Regions from separate parts of the Homo sapiens genome. Here region 1 is linked to region 2. A link is an interaction called in ENCODE POLR2A ChIA-PET data of the cell type or tissue named here. Cell type or tissue: HepG2. All regions are shown on one strand. Each heading gives the region's core, and the rest is flanking DNA. Links, peaks and the distances in the headings are about the cores only.

Region 1 (4,392 bases), core at 281-4,280, 360 kb before region 2:
TTGTCAAACTTAGGTGACTGTTTTATGCTTACCCAGCCATACCTCTGTTTAGCTACCCATCCACCCACTCATCCACTTACCCATCCACCCATCAATTCATCTATCCATCCATAAACCCATTTACCCACCCATCTACTAATCCATGCATTCATGCATCTACTAACCCATCCTTTCACTTATACATCCATCTGCCTAGACACCCACACATCCATCCATCCATCCATCCATGCATCCATCCACCCATCCAGCCATGCACCTGCCCATCCATCAATTCACTGATCCATCCATCCACGAATACATGCATCCACCCACTCATCAATGTATCCACCCACCCATCCTTCCACCCATCCATCCATCTATCCACCTATCCATCCATCCATCCATCCATCCATCCATCCATCCATCCACCCATGCATTCACCCATCCACCCATCCATCCATCCACCCATTCACCCATCCACTAACCCACTCATCCACCCATCCATCCAACCATCCACTCACCCATCCAGTCATTCATCCATCCATCCATTCACCCATCCATGTATGCATTCACCCTCCCAAACCCCCACCCACCCATCCATGCATGCATAAATGCATGTATCCACCCATCCATCCACCTACCCACCTATCTGTCCATCCACACATCCACCCATCCACCCATGCACCCATCCATCCATCCATCCATCCACCCACCCACCCATTCAGCCATCTACCTATCCATCCATCCATTCATCCATCCATGCACTCATCCATTCACCCATCCACCGATGATCCGTGCACTCACCCATACGTACATCCATCCATTCACTCATTGACTCATCCATCCATCCATCCATCCACACATACATTTATATATATATATATATATATATATATATATATATATATATGCATCCAGCCAGCCATCAGTTCACCTGTCCACTCATCCACCCATGCATCCAACCATCCATCCATGCACCCATCCATCCTTCCATCAATGCATCCACCTATTCATCTATTCACCCAATTCCTTTATCCATCCATCCTTGCATCCATCCATCTATTCATCCACCCTTCCATCCACCCATCTATCCACCCATCCACCCATTTATCCATCCATCCACCCATCTGTCCACCCATCTACCCATCCATCTACCCATCCACCCACCCATCCATCCAAACAGCACAGAGGAGGCATCTCCTCTGGACCACCTGCTAACGTACATGCAGGGACCATGGGGTTGAAGGAGATGCTCTACTCCCTCTGCTCGCCTGGGAACCCAAGTTCGCTTGTCCTTGAGAAATGCAGTCTTGGGGAGGTCCATCAGCAGATGACTACAGAGGAGGGGACAAGTGCCAAATGTGAACACAACTGATGGACGCTCTGTGCCTGGAGAATCTGAGGAAACTTCCAGAAGGGGTGGGTATATCTTACATCCCAACTGTGGCCAGAACCCTCTTGTAGACAGGGACTGGATCCTACTGGTATGACCATGGAAGAGCTCAGTGGTACAGGCATCCATGACTGAGCAGGCTTAGAGTGAGTGCTGTCAGGCTGTGAACGGATCTGTCAGCACTGGTGACCAATGGACCAACACTGACTATCTCAGGTGGGTGCCATTCTATGGTGGTCACATGAGGAGCTTATGAGCTGGCCACCAGCCAAGGACAATTCACTGTCTTCCAGCCTCGTGAGCCACTTGCTGAGCCCTGTCATGAGCAGTGATGATAAAGCAGCGGAAAGTGGGCCCAGGGGATGCAGAATACCCGGGCTGGCCAGCAGTGAGTTTGGAGACACTAGGCGGGTAGACATCCCCCACCGCATCAGTGTCTCCCTGTGGGGTTCGGTGAGCTGAGTCAAAGGCTTCTGTTCCTTTTGTTTTTGTTCATTCCATAAAGGATTTTCCTTGACTCATGGTTTCCCAGCTAGCTCCTTCCGAAGCCCTGGCAGGCAGGGGTGAATGCGTGCTCCAGGCTGCTGCTCCTTGGGTTTTCCCCTCCATGACAGGAATGTGTAAACACCCTGGGCTTTAGAGACAGTGCCAAGCCCCATGTGCCGGAGATGCCTCATGCTTTCAGGCAATGGCTAGCATCCTCGCTGTGGGAACCAGGCTGACCCTCAACCCGCTGCTGCCTAGGACCCTGCCTGGGAAAGGGGGCGGTGGTCAGGCTGGAGCTTCCTCCCATCTGCTCTGGGCTGAACTAGGTCCTCCCAAAGTGCACATGTAGAAGTCCTAACCCCCAGGGCCTAAGAATGTGACCGTATTTGGAGACAGGCTTAGAGAGGTGACTCAGGTAGCATGAGGTCATCTGGGTGGGCCCCAGTCCAATCTGCCTGGTGTCCTTCTAGGAGAAGATTAGGACATAGATGCACAGAGGGATGGCCAAGTGAGGTCACAAGGAGAAGGCGGCCTCGACAAGCCAGGGAGAGGCCTCAGAAGAGCCAGCCTTGCCGGCACCCTGACTCGGACTCTGGCCTCCAGAGCTGTGCAGAAATGCATTGTTGAAGAATTTTGAATGCATTTTGAATTTTGAAAATGCATTTAGAGAAGAAGCTGCAGACCAGGGTGAGACGGATGAGAAGCCGCTGATGAGAAGCCCTTGAACCTTAGGGCCCAGTGTGGGGCTCCAGGCTCCTCACCCTTGACCACTAGAGCCGGTTGCAGAGCGCTGGGCTCGAGTGCCTTTCCTGAAGGATGGCTTGGGCCACCTGCAGGTGGTGCTGTCTGCGACGTCCAGGGTTGGGGGACCCATGCCAGCCCCACCAAAGCCTCATGAGCTCCTTGCTCAGCCTTTAACAGTCTCGCCAAATTCCCTGGGTACGGCATGAACCCCCTTCCTCCCATCCTGTCTGCACAGCAGCGGGAAACAGCGCCTTCCAGCTGCAGGGTGCCCCCATCTCCCACACATTCCCAGAACTCCGGGAGGAGCCCTTGAGCCTCTCCTCTCCAGGCTGAGTCTCCACGGGGCCCTGAACTTGCTGGAGCAGGTCCCTCACCCTGAAGGGCAGGGGCAGCTGGGAGCACGTTGTTCCACCGGCCCCAAGCATGCTCCTTGTCATCTCATACCACCTCAGACATGGCATCCTTCTCCCCATGTTCCAGTGTGCATGGTGGAGAGGCCATGAAGCATCCCAGGGGTACAAGGTGATGACATCAGTGGTGTGATCGGGATGGGTGGGGACCGGATGTCAACACTCCCTGCCAGTGGGCTCTGCAAGCGCCTGCCAGGACCCTGAGCCTGTCATGAGTGCAAGGGAGGGACAACCACTGTGTCTGGTTCAGTGCTGGCTCCCCAGTTGTCGCCTGGGCCCTGGTGACACCTGAGCCCACCCCAGTGAGAGCACTGTCCCCAGAGCTCAGCCACCAACAGAGCTGCCACCAAGTCTGGGTTTATTCTCTTGAGCCTTACAGGTCCCCAACAAATAAACTTTTCATGTGACAATAGGGCTTTTTTTTTTTTTTTAGAGGGAGTCTCACCCTGCCGCCCAGGCTAGAGTGCAGTGGCGCGATCTTGGCTCACTGCAACCTCCACCTCCCGAGTTCAAGCAATTCTCCTGCCTCAACCTCCTAAGTAGCTGGGATTACAGGTGCGTGCCATGACACTTAGCTAATTTTAGTAGAGACAGGGTTTTGTCATGTTGCTCAGGCTGATCTCAAACTCCTGACCTCAAGTGATCTGCCTGCCTCAGCCTCCCAAGTCCTGGGATTACAGGCGTGAGCCACTGCGCCCGGCCTAACAATAGCACTTTTAACCCATGCTGCTCCGTGACCAAGCAGGGACAATGGCAGAGCCCTGCCAGGCAGCGTCTGACATGGTGTGGGCGGCCCTCCTGGCAGCCAGGGCCTGCAGGAAGATGGGGTTTCCGCCCAGCCCCTGGGGTGGGCCTCGGTGGCAGGTGGCTTGTGTGTCTCTTACCCCCACTGAGAGAGGGCTGGCGGTGCAGGCTGGGGCACACTGAGGGTCCCTGGCGTCAGCTGGGGAGGGGAAGTGGGCCGGGAAGGACTTTTCCATCACAAGGGGCTTTTCTTTTCAACCATCCTTCAAACCAACTCGCGGTTGCCCGTGGCTGCAGGTGACAGTGGTGATGTGCCTGTCTCCAAAATATCCCTAAGTTGCCTTCCACCTGGAGCGGTTAATTTCCCCTATTTTGAGGGCTCTGGGGTTGGCAGATACCCACTCTCCAGCCTTGCATCTTACACAGTGGCCTATCCCAGCTCCAGAGACGCTTCTCTCGCTCTCTGGTTGATGCATCTGCGTCTCTGTGGACCCCACGTTCTGCATATTAGTGCATTCCCTTTTCAATTCTTGCACCTGGTGGGCACAGTGTTGAGGCCAGGCGGTCAGCATGCCCGTGACCGATCCCATACAGAAAGGCCAGCCTCCCCACGCAGCCCTGGGCAACTGTCAGCTG
Region 2 (4,392 bases), core at 183-4,182:
CAGTGAGCCAGAAGCCCGACACCAAGGTGTCCTCACGGCTGCTTCCTTCTGAGGCTCTAGGGCAGGATCTTTTTCCTTGCCTTTCCAGCTTCTGCCTCCTCCTTGTAAGAACTGGCGGGGTGCATTGCCTCATGCCTTTAATCCCAGCACTTTGGGAGGCCGAGGCGGGCGGATCACGAGGTCAGGAGATCGAGACCATCCTGGCCAACACGGTGAAACCCCATCTCTATAAAAAACACAAAAATTAGCTGGGTGTGGTGCTGCATGTCTGTAATCCCAGCTACTTGGGAGGCTGAGGCAGAAGAATTGCTTGAACCCGGGAGGCAGAGGTTGCAGTGAGCCAAGATCACACTATTGCACTCCAGCGTGGGCAACAAGAGCAAAACTCTGTCTCAAAGTAAAAAGGAATTCTTGTGAGGCCAGGCACCGTGGTTCACGCCTGTAATCCCAGCACTTTGGGAGGCCAAGGCAGGCAGATCACTTGAGGTCAGGAGTTTGAGACCAGCCTGGCCAACATGGTGAAACCCCGTCTCTACCAAAAATACAACCAAAAATAATCTGGCAGGATAAAACCAGAAAACATACACAATTTGATGTCAAGACCTACTTCAAAAGCTGTAGTAGGCCAGGTGCAGTGGCTCATGCCTGTAATCCCAGCACTTTGGGAGGCCGAGGCGGGAAGACCACCTGAGGTCAGAAGTTCGACACCAGCCTGACCAACATGGCGAAACCCCGTCTCTGCTAAAAATACAAAAATGAGCTAGGTGTGGTGGCTCATGCCTGTAATCCCAGCTACTCAGGAGACTGAGGCAGGAGAATCGCTTGAACCCGGGAGGCAGAGCTTGCAGTGAGCCGAGATCATGCCACTGCACTCCAGCCAGGGTGACAGAGCGAGACTCCATCTCAAAATAAATAAATAAATAAAAATAAAAAGCTATATTAATTAAGATAATGTGGTACCTGTCAGAGAAGGACAAATCAACCAATGAAAAAGAATAGCGTGTCTAGAAGGTTCCACACATTTGTGATCCCTGACTCATGCTGTAGGGAATGGATGGGCTCTTCTGTGAATAGTTTTGGATCATTTGGATATCTATTGATTGATCTATCTATTGATTGATCGATCAATTCATCAGTCGATCCATGGGGTCTCACTATGTTGCCCAGGTTGGTCCTGAACTCCTGGGCTCCAATAGTTCTCCTGCCTTGACCTCCCAAAGTGCTGGGATTACAGGCATTAGCCACCCCACCGAGCCAACGGGATATCCAAATGGGGAACCATGAATCTTTTTTCTCACCATACCTCACACCCCTACCTCACAGCACACACAAAAATTAATTCCTGACAGATTATAGATCTAAACAGGAAAGGTAAAACAATAAAGCTCCTAAAAAATAACAGGAGCTGGGCGCTGTGGCTCACGCCTGTAAACCCAGCACTTTCGGAGGCCAAGTTCCAGACTAGCCTGACCAACATGGAGAAACCCCATCTCTACTAAAAATACAAAATTAGCCGAGCTTGGTGGTGCATGCCTGTAATCCCAGCTACTCGGGAGGCTGAGGCAGGAGAATTGCTTGAACCCGTGAGGCGGAGGTTGTAGTGAGCCGAGATCGCGCCATTGCATTCCAGCCTGGGAAACAAGAGCGAAACTTTGTCTCAAAAAAAAAAAAAAAAAAAAAAACTTGATCCAGAACTCAATGTTGGGTCTGAGTGTGGCTTTTCTGTCTCTCTTTCATGATGTTGTCTCTCTCGGCAAGCTCATTCTTTTGGAGGAAAGAGAGCTACCACTCGTGCCAGGATGGTTTCCATTAATTCATGTAACATTTATTGAGTGCCAATTACGTGGCAGGCTCTATTCTAGACTCTGGGGACGGAGCCTAGACTGTTTAAGGTCTGAAGAGCCTTTGCCTCGGAGCTCACATTCTGATGGAAGGAGGTAGACCATGATGCATCCACACAGAAAGTCTGGAGTGGTAAGTCACAGGAAGAGGACATGGCTGGGTGGGGAGGTCTCTTCTACAGGGGCCATTTGGGCAGAGACCAAAGGAGGAGTGAACCACGTGGCTACCCAAGGGCAGAGAATTCCAGGCAGAGGCTGGAGGCAGGAGCGCCCTTCTGGTGTTCAAGGTGCAGCCCGAGGGTGAGGGCAGCCAAGTGCAGGGGTGAGGAGAGAGGCATGGGAGGCAAGGGTGGGTACTGGGGCCCCACAGGCTGGGTGGAGACTTTGGAGCTGCTGCTGGGTTCTGAGCAAAGGGCATTTTCAAGTGGAGAGGCTCAGTTCGGCTGTGCTGCCAAAGAGTTTTCCAAAGTGGTCATTCCTGTCCTTGCCAGCAGGTCATTGTGTGCTTTCTGGAGGGTGTGCCCAGGTGTCTCCTGTGGATTTAATTTGCACTTCCCTAATGATTCATGACGTGGAGCACTTTGTGCAGATTCATTGGCCGTCTGCATATCCTCTTTCACCAGATACCTGCTTGAGCCATTTGCCCATTTTTCTCTTGGGCTGTCTGTGGTTTTCTTATTGATTTTTAGGAGTTCTTTATATATTCCAATTATAAGGCCTTTGTCCATTTTACAAATCTCTTCTCCCACTCTGGGGCTGCCTTTCACCCTCTTTTTTTTGTTGTTGTTGTTGTTTTGTTTTGTTTTGTTTTGTTTTGTTTTTGAGATGGAGTCTTGCTTTGTCACCCAGGCTGGAGTGCAGTGGCGCAATCTTGGCTCACTGCAACCTTCACCTCCCGGGTTCAGGTGATTCTCCTGCCTCAGCCTCACAAGTAGCTGGGATTACAGGCATACACCACCGTGCCTGGCTAATTTTGTATTTTTAGTAGAGACGGGGTTTCTCCATGTTGGTCAGGCTGGTCTCGATCTCCCGACCTCAGGTGATCCGCCTGCCTCGTCCTCCCAAACTGCTGAGATTACTGGCATGAGTCACTGAGTCGGGTCTGGATCAAGCTTATAGCAATGGTTGCACCTGATCAGTTACACAAGCCAATAGGTGCCCTTTCATGTAAGCCAGTTTGGGTTTCTTTTTACCTATTACTTGCTTGGAAAAAATCCAAAATCAGTACAGTGTTTTTCTTTTCCTTTTTTTTAGATGGAGTGTAGCTCTGTTGCCCAGGCTAGAGTGCAATGTCACGATCTCAGCTCACTGCAACCTCTGCCTCCCGGGTTCAAACAATTCTCCTGCCTCAGCCTCCGGAGTAGCTGGGATTACAGGTGCCCGCCACCACGCCCAGCGAATTTTTTTTTTTTTTTTTGAGACAGAGTTTTGCTCTTGTCGCCTAGGCTGGAGTGCATTGATGCGATCTTGGTTCACCACAACCTCTGCCTCCCAGGTTCAAGTGATTCTCCTGCCTCAGCCTCCCAATTAGCTGAGATTACAGGCATGGGCCACCACGCCTGGCTAATTTTGTATTTTTACGAGAGACGGGGTTTCTCCATGTTGGTCAGGCTGGTCTCAAACTCTCAACCTCAGGTGATCTGCCCGCCTCAGCCTCCCAAAGTGCTGGGATTACAGACGCGAGCCACTGTGCCCAGTCTTTTTTTTTTTTTTTTTTTTTTTTGCATTTTTAGTAGAGATTCGGTTTCACCATGTTGGTCAGGCTGGTCTCGAACTCCTGACCTCAGGTGATCTGCCTACCTTGGCCCCCCAAAGTGCTGGGATTACAGGCATGAGCCACCGCGCCTGGCCCAGTATTTTTATTTTCATAGCATTAAAAAATATTCCCGCCAGAAGAGAGAAAGTTTTACAATAAACCTAATTACATTATCTTCCAACATTACCTTACAGTCAGATGAGCACAGAAAAATAAGCAGATGCTAATCTGTTTCCCAAGGTGATAAAGGCCATTTCATTCCGGGGAGATAAAGAATAAGTAGGTTAGGTCAGGCGCGGTGGCTCACGCCTGCAATCCCAGCACTTTGGGAGGCTGAGGTGGGCAGATCACCTGAGGTCAGGAGTTCGAGACCAGCCTGGGCAAAACGGTGAAGCCCCGTCTCTACTAAAAAAAAATGCAAAAAATTCGCTGGGCGTGGTGGCAGGCACCTGTAATCCCAGCTACTTGGGAGGCTGAGGCAGGAGAATTGCTTGAACCCAGGATGCAGACGTTGCAATGAGCCAAGATTGTGCCACTGCACTCCAGTCTGGGCAACAGAGCGAGACTCCGCCTCCAAAAAAAAAAAAATACGAAAAGTAGGCCGGGTGCGGTGGCTCACGCCTGTAATCCCAGCACTTTGGAAGGCTGAGGCAGGTAGATCATGAGGTCAGGAGATCAAGACCATCCTGGCTAACACGGTGAAACCCCGTCTCTACTAAAAATACAAAAAACTAGCCGGGTGTGCTGGTGTGTACCTGTAGTCCCAGCGACTCGGGAGACTGAGGCAGGGAGAAT

What was found. ChIA-PET counts read pairs that join two places held together with the same protein. Peaks named below come from ENCODE experiments on the same cell type or tissue, not always from the same donor. Only the 100,000 strongest peaks of a DNase experiment are listed, where the experiment ranks them.
Region 1: POLR2A ChIA-PET joins it to region 2 with 10 read pairs; 1 of 35 experiments calls an interaction of 5 or more read pairs at or near these places.

Annotation. Positions count from the first base shown.
Region 1 is chr16:88,240,409-88,244,800 of GRCh38, reverse strand. It overlaps a transcript of ZNF469 not described here. Among named protein-coding and RNA genes, the nearest start is that of LINC02182, 48 kb to the right of the region's middle. RefSeq lists enhancers at 1,965-2,465, 4,364-4,392. In HepG2, for the core only: a CTCF peak has its summit at 2,697; a DNase peak (open chromatin) is centred at 2,240.
Region 2 is chr16:87,883,434-87,887,825 of GRCh38, reverse strand. It overlaps a transcript of CA5A not described here. Among named protein-coding and RNA genes, the nearest start is that of SLC7A5, 16 kb to the right of the region's middle. In HepG2, for the core only: no CTCF peak of the experiment used is centred there; a DNase peak (open chromatin) is centred at 2,255.